Linked DNA regions of Mus musculus: all the other regions are linked to region 2. A link is a loop called in an ENCODE intact Hi-C map of the cell type or tissue named here. Cell type or tissue: left cerebral cortex. All regions are shown on one strand.

Evidence for each region. Peaks named below come from ENCODE experiments on the same cell type or tissue, not always from the same donor. Only the 100,000 strongest peaks of a DNase experiment are listed, where the experiment ranks them.
Region 1: a loop joins it to region 2, with 5 times the contacts of the local background. A loop is called at or near these places in 21 of 42 quality-filtered maps.
Region 3: a loop joins it to region 2, with 4 times the contacts of the local background. A loop is called at or near these places in 29 of 42 quality-filtered maps.

What each region holds. Positions count from the first base shown.
Region 1 is chr4:59,095,617-59,098,116 of GRCm38, forward strand. All of the region lies in intron 5 of Shoc1 (shortage in chiasmata 1), which reads right to left. Among named protein-coding and RNA genes, the nearest start is that of Gm35527, 21 kb to the right of the region's middle. In left cerebral cortex, a CTCF peak has its summit at 941 (motif pointing right); a DNase peak (open chromatin) is centred at 948.
Region 2 is chr4:59,548,370-59,550,869 of GRCm38, forward strand. Ptbp3 (polypyrimidine tract binding protein 3) reads right to left here and starts at 995. Exons shown (of 14, transcript NM_178164.3): 1 at 779-995. In left cerebral cortex, no CTCF peak of the experiment used is centred here; DNase peaks (open chromatin) are centred at 486, 1,035 and 1,642; H3K4me3 peaks cover 1,813 bases; H3K27ac peaks cover 1,239 bases.
Region 3 is chr4:59,359,690-59,362,189 of GRCm38, forward strand. All of the region lies in intron 10 of Susd1 (sushi domain containing 1), which reads right to left. Among named protein-coding and RNA genes, the nearest start is that of Susd1, 78 kb to the right of the region's middle. In left cerebral cortex, a CTCF peak has its summit at 1,210 (motif pointing right); a DNase peak (open chromatin) is centred at 1,225.

The DNA.
Region 1 (2,500 bases), 450 kb before region 2:
TTATAAATAAGGCTGCTCTGAACATAGTGGAGCATGTGTCCTTCTTACCAGTTGGAACGTCTTCTGGATATATACCCAGAAGAGGTATTGCGGGATCCTCCGGGAGTACTATGTCCAATTTTTTGAGGAACGGCCAGAATGATTTCCAGAGTGGTTGTACAAGCCTGCAATCCCACCAACAATGGAGGAGTGTTCCTCTTTCTCCACATCCTCGCCAGCATCTGCTGTCACCTGAATTTTTGATCTTAGCCATTCTGACTGGTGTGAGATGGAATCTCAGGGTTGTTTTGATTTGCATTTCTCTGATGATTAAGGATGCTGAGCATTTTTTCAGGTGCTTCTCAGCCATTCGGTATTCCTCAGGTGAGAATTCTTTGTTTAGCTCTGAGCCCCATTTTTTAATGGGGTTATTTGATTTTCTGGAGTCCACCTTCTTGAGTTCTTTATATATATTGGATATTAGTCCCCTATCTGATTTAGGATAGGTAAAGATCCTTTCCCAATCTGTTGGTGGCCTTTTTGTCTTATTGACGGTGTCTTTTGCCTTACAGAAGCTTTGCAGTTTCATGAGGTCCCATTTGTCAATTCTTGATCTTACAGCACAAGCCATTGCTGTTCTATTCAGGAATTTTCCCCCTGGGGCCAAAAAGTGGGAATGGGTGGGTAGGGGAGTGGGGGGGGGAGGGTATGGGGGACTTTTGGGGTAGCATTGGAAATATAATTGAGGAAAATACGTAATAAAAATATTTAAATATTAAAAAAGAGTGAAACGGCATTGGTTTATATTCCATTTCCTTGTTACTCACAAGCTCTGAGCTTGTCACCCCAAATAAAGCCACATTTAGATATATGTGCTGCAAGGGGACATTTTATGTCACTTGGCATCCCTATACCCTTTCAGTCCCTTCAATTAAACCACCATTTTTGATGCAGCCACTAGAGGTCAGCAAATCTCCACAACCAATGCTGTTAGACAAAGGCTGTTTTCATGGGAATGGTGGCTTCCTTACACAAGTACAGTGGTAGTGTATCACATGGAGTTCTTACTCTACAGCAAGCATGTGTGCTCACAGTGTATTACTCTATTGTAGACAAATGATAAGCAGGAAATGCAAGGTGGCTAGTTATGAAAGAAGCAGAAAAAAGAGGCTTGGTAACAGGAAACTTTACTAGAGTCACTCCTGCCCACCTAAGAAACCCAAGTTAAGCAGACAAAAACAGGGTGAGTTCCTTAACATGTGTGTATACAACAGTAATCATTTCTTAGTGGAAACCGGTGAGTATCTTAAACAACAACAACAACCCATATTAAATATTAAATAAAAGGCAAGACATTCCTCGTCCCCTAGCCAGGAAAACTAACCAGAACATTTTTCAAGGATCTAACACTGATTTCCGAACAGTTGTTATTTAGAACTTTTGGGGAAAATGACTACAAACTAAATCTCGACAAATACACGAAGAAGTCAGGGGAAAAACCAAGAGACAGATGGCATATGTCACAGGTATATAAGAGCTGATTAGGTGACATTAACACAATAGACAAAACCGTAGACAACCCAGAATTCAACTGGAGTGGGTCAGAACTTAGCATTTAATAGAAGCATCATCTCTAATAGTGGGAAGGACTCTTAGCTAAATGATACTGGAACAAATACCAAAGTGCTTAAACATTAAAAAATGTCCCTAGTCCTAAACATAAAAAAACCTGAAATACAATTACATAATATATTTAAAAATTAGTAGGGTGCCATGGCACACACTTAAAAATCCCAATACCCAGGAGTCAGGTAGATTTCTGTGAGTTTAAAGTCAGCCTGCTCTACAAAGTGAGTTCTAGATCAGTAATGGCTACATAGAGAGACCCTGTCTCAAAACAAACAAATCCTTAAACAATGGAAAAGTTATATAATAAAAGAACATTTTGTAATTAAAAACAAAAGAAACCATAAAAAAAAAAAAGAACATTTTTCTAAGCACAAATTCAGTGCTAGAATCAATAAAGGAAAACATCAGCAGAACTAATCAGAATAAAGTTAAATGCATTTGGAATTATTGGTGTGTTTACATATTTTTAGATGCCAGTAGAAAATAAAATCACTTTACAAAAGAAAATATATAAATAGCCAATACACACTAATAGCTTTTAAGGATGTAAAACATACATTTTCCTCATCACACTGGTTTATGTGTACCCAGTGACAACAAGGCTGGCACGAATAAGTTATTTTTACACTATGCCAGCAGTGCTAAAGCTAAGAACAAAATCAGTGAAATATTTATATCTCCAAGATTAACCTCAGTGAAATAACTAGAAATGCTCTGCCCAGTGTAGAAGAGACCCTCCTACTGGATGCCTGCAGAAGACAGCTTCTTGCTGCTGCTTTCGGATCAAGATGTAGAACTATGGCTCCTCCAGCACCATGTCTGCCTGCATGCTGCCATGCTTCCTGCCATGATGATAACAGACTGAATCTCTGAACCTGTAAGCCAGCCCCAA
Region 2 (2,500 bases):
AGGTCCTGCCCCATGTTCCAGAGTTCCCAGAGAAATTACGAGCTCGGAAAAGGTGACTGTAAATCTTTTTTTTTTTTTCTTTTTTCTTTTTTTTTTCCCCCTTTTAGTCACAGACCCCATTTAAACCGAGCAGTTGAAAGCGCCCGGAAATCTACACTTACACAATATCTGACATCGCCCGAGGCGAATTCACGAAGTTTCTTGGGGGTGGGGAACGAAGAGGAAGCGTCCCTGGTGATAAAGTGCAGACGCTCGGTATTTAGAAGTGGTTAACGTATCTCACAGCCCAAATCGGGAGACCCCGCCGGTTCCGAGACCCGCACGGGCCCGCAGTTCGAGACCCGGTCGCCGCCCAGACGGCTGTCGCCGCTCGCCCGGGCCCGCCGCCGGGGGAAAGCTCCGCCGCGCGCCCCACCCCACCGGTAAACAGCAACTCCCCGAGCGCCGCGGCCGCCTCAGCCTCCGCCCCCGCCAGCGCCGCGCACCATTTTCTGAGAGGAAGTGTGGGGAGTCCGGCCCGGCACCCCGGCCCTGGCTCGTCTCTGCTTCCCGAAGGCGCCCCGAGGCTGCGAGGGGCGGACGTGACGGGGGCGCCGCGCGCAGGAAGCGGAGACCGCGGCGGACAGACCCCCGCGCTCCCAAGGTCCCTGCCGTCGGGCTTAGCCCCGGGCCGCTCCTCCGCTAGCCGGCGTCGCGCCCTGCTCCCCGGCCTCGGCGGGACGCGTCGCCGAGAGGAAACGAGGCCAGCGCAGCCCCGGAACGGCCACCCGGCACTTACCCATCCATGGCCCAGATGGAGGAGCGCGTTGTGCGGGGATTGACGGGCTCACCGCGGGCGGAGAAAGCGGGCGGCGGCTCCGGGAAACCAGCGAGCGGAGCCGCTCCGCAGCTCCGGCCGGTCAGAGGTGGAAGGAAGAGTGGGAAACAGGGGCGGGGACCGGGCACGCTCTCGCCAGCGCCGCGCCCCCGCCCTCCCGGCCCGCGAGCGCGTTCCCGCCTCGCCTGGCCCCGCCCCCTCGGCGTCGACGCCCTCCCGGGGCTCGGCTGGACTCCAGGGCGCCCTCTTCCCGCCTTCGCCTCTTTGCCCCGCCCCGACACCACCACCCCCGCCCATGCCTCCGCGCGCGTGCGCGCCCCCCGCCCAGCGTCGCGCCTGCGTTCGCGGGAACGCGCGCCTTGTGCTTCCCGCTTCGCGACTCGCCCTCCTACAAGCCCGCGGGCCTTCCGGCTCCCGGGACTCAGGCTTAGGGCCCTGAACGGTGCTGGCTAGAAAAGCCTGGGGACCCCAGGGAACTTTTGAAGCAGAGCAGAGTTACTACTGGCGGGCGACACTGCTGGCAGCACGGCAGGGGACCCGCGCGACGTCCACGGGGCAGGGGTGGACAGTGGTCTTTCCGGACCTGAGAGCAGCGACGGTAGCCTGTCCGCCAGACCCTGACCTCCGAGACCTGCACTGGACGGATAGGTGTGGTTGGGAAAGAAATGAAGTAGATGAGACTGCCCAGGACTGAAGTCCATCTTCACTTTCACACGGTTTTAATCTGAGTGCTTTTCTACCCAACAATCAAATACTAAAAGAAACTTTCATTGCATAGCTATTTAATGGCCATTACAATGCCAGTATTTTATAAGTTTATTTATTCATCCTTCCGCGGGGCGGGGCTGGGGGAGCCTGATTGGAAAGGATTAATGTTTTCCCAGGTACGCGAGAGATCTCCGAAATTTCACAGCCAGAAAATGTTTTGTTTGCACCAAAACCCTTTCCTCTAGTATGAGCAAAACCAAGTTACACGTAAAACGTAAAACAGCTATTTAGTACATATAATGTGTATAACTAGTGAGAACACACGTTCCCCCTCTTTCAAAGCACATCTACTTCTGAACGAACGGAATGCTTTTTCAATTCACAGATCATTGAAATTTGAGCCATTTAAGCCATGTCTTCAAAGTCTGCCCACACCATTTCAAAGGAAGTAACAACTTCAATCTCTTTCCTGATTACCTACTTTAAAATAAGTAGACACTTCTTTAAAAAAAAAAAAAAAAAAAAGTATAACCAGCTTGCAATTCAGGAAGGTCATTTTTAAAGAAATTTCAGTTCCCCTTTTCAAGAAGATGTCAAAAAACATTTTGTATGTTAAATCTAAACATTAAGTTTAGAAACATTTCCACCCTACATTGCCACATGGGATTTTAAAATAGCAACTTGGTATATAGGCACATAACTGTGCCTATAATTCCTACCTGAGTTTAAGGCTACCTTGAGCTACATAGTATGTTTCAGGCCATCCTAGGTCACAGAAAAATAAAGTAATAATAAAATGTCAGAGAAAAGCAGCGGACCAGGTGGTGATAGCACATGACTTTAATCCCAGCACTCACTCAGGAGAAGAAGGGAGAGGAGAGAAGAGGAAGGGAGAGAGAAGAGGAAGGGAGAGAGAAGCAGCCGATGGAGTGTTCTATTGCTGTATTTGAGGTATATTTTATAATAAATTTCCCT
Region 3 (2,500 bases), 190 kb before region 2:
TAGACAGACTGGTTCCAGGGGAACGCTGCCAAACCACCTGAAATCAACCACGGGAATCCCAAAAGAAGAAAATTTACAGAAAAGGAAGTAATGTATGAAGTACAGAAGAGAAGGGGGATGGGTCCAGGTGGAAAGATTTGAACCAGTAGGACCCAGAGACGGAAACTCAGCACTTAGAACACAGATATCAGAGTTCTGCTCCATCCAAGGAAAACCATGGTCCCTCGAATCTGAATCTCTCTACATATTCTCCAAAATATTCTTCAGGTCAAATGGAGGAGCAAATAAAATAACATGAGAACAATGTTGCTGGGCTGGGAACACGGCTCAATGAGTGAAGTGTGTACTGGGCCAGCATCACCCTGAGGTCACGTCCCCAGAACCTGGGTAAAAGCCAGGAACAGTAGCTTTTATCTGTAATGCCAGGACTGGGAGGTGGATTCTGAAGGCGGGCTGCTCACTGACACTGGCTCTCATCCTTTTGGACCGCCCCAGGTACCCAAAACAGTGCGCTGTCTCAAAATACAAGGTGAAGAGCAGTGATCAAGACGTCCACACCAACCTGGTCTGTACACGGGCTAAACACGCTTCCTGCCACACACAGGTGCATACACCACACACACACACACACACACACACACACACACACACACACACAGAACACACAGACACACAGAGCTATCATCCTAACTGGAGAGCAGAGAGAACACAGCAATCTTAAAATCACCATTAAACAAACAAACAAACGAACAAACAAACAAAGTATCAAATTCCAGCCACTTTCTCTCAACTTCCTATGAGTGTTTGTGCAGAGAGCTGTGTAGCAGGCAGGGAGCTAGAGACCTTCAGAGAGAGAGAGAGAGAGAGAGAGAGGGAGAGAGAGAGAGAGAAATGCCATTTTCAGTGTGAAAACATGGGGACAGACCAGAGTGACCACAGCCTTGGCTACAGAGAAAAGATAGGTAGGACATATCAAGGCGTTGGGGAGCAGCTGCGGAAGTCACTGTTCCTGGCAAAGAAAAGGCAAAGAAGAAAGAAGCGCATACACTTGGGAGTGTCCTGGGAGTGTAAGTGTCGACAGGAAGAAACTTAGTGCAAGATCCCACGGAGCAGAAAACCCTAAACTAGAACAGAAGATTTCATGCTCAACCAAGTACAAAACAGAAAAGAAATGCTTCTTTACAGCAACTGCACTTCACCCCTTGACGGAAGAGGGCGCTCTGAACCCGGGAATCTCGTTAGCTACCGCGGCGGGCCGTGACTCCATAGACAACCGCAGAGTCCGCTCAAAAACAAGGTTCTATGAACAAAACCTTGCAGCTTAGGCACACTATCGTTTTGGAAATCCACAAATGAGGGGAGGGGAAAAAAACCACAATAAATAATCGTTTGAGGATAGGAAGAAAAATATCTCCAGTCAGAAAATTAACTAAGAACAGAAATGGGCATAAAGCAGAAAGGGACTGAAAGAGAAGTGTCTGAACTCAGAAAAAAAATGAAAGAGAAGGACAAACCGGTGTTAGAAATAAAGGCTGAATTTCTTGATGTCTATGAAAGAATAGATTTGAATAAAATTTAATAAAAATAGTAGAGAAAATGTAACAGTAAAATGAGATTTTTTTTTTTCAAGTCAGGGTCTGACTATATAGTCCTGGCTGGTCTGGAACTCACTATGTAGAGGCTAGCCTCGAACTCACAGACATCTGCCTGCCTCTGCCTCCAAGAGCTGGAATTAAAGGCCTATCCTAAAATGAGATCTATAAAAAAACAAAAGCACAAAAGGTTAAAACTGAAATATAGGCAAACGGTCCAACATATGCATAACCAGGGTGTACCAAGAGGGGGTACGTTGGAGACATAATATTTAAAAGTATAGTTCAAGATAATATTACAAAAATCAAAACACACTTGAATATAAATATTAAAAGGATATTCTAGGTACCTAAGAAGGCTGACTCAGAATAATCTCAAAACTTCTCCAAATACAATTACATTTTAAGGATAAAAGAAGAATTCTCATCCCATCCCCCCGCCCCTGCACGCCCCACTCAAGGAAGTAAACAGAAAGGACAGAGGGCTAAAGGAAGCACTTCTTGGTGAGATGAGAAGGTTAGAAATACACTTCTATAGCTTCATTCCCTGGAAAGAATGTCAGCTGTTGTTTCTTTAATGTTCCTGAATTCTTATCAAGCTTGTGCTACAAACATGCCTAACCCTGCTTAAGAGAAATAAGCATGGTCCTAAGCATCCATGGGAGGGGGTCTTCTGGTCCCTGATTAGAAGCAGCCTAAAGAAAGATATCGATGTTATCCAGATACTGCCAAAAAGAATGATTAAAAAAAAAAATCAAGCTGGGCGTGGTGGCGCACGCCTTTAGTCCCAGCACTTCGAAGGCAGAGGCAGGCGGATTTCTGAGTTCAAGGCCAGCCTGGTCTACAGAGTGAGTTCCAGGATAGCCAGGGCTACAGAGAAACCCTGTCTCAAAGAAGAAAAAAAATCT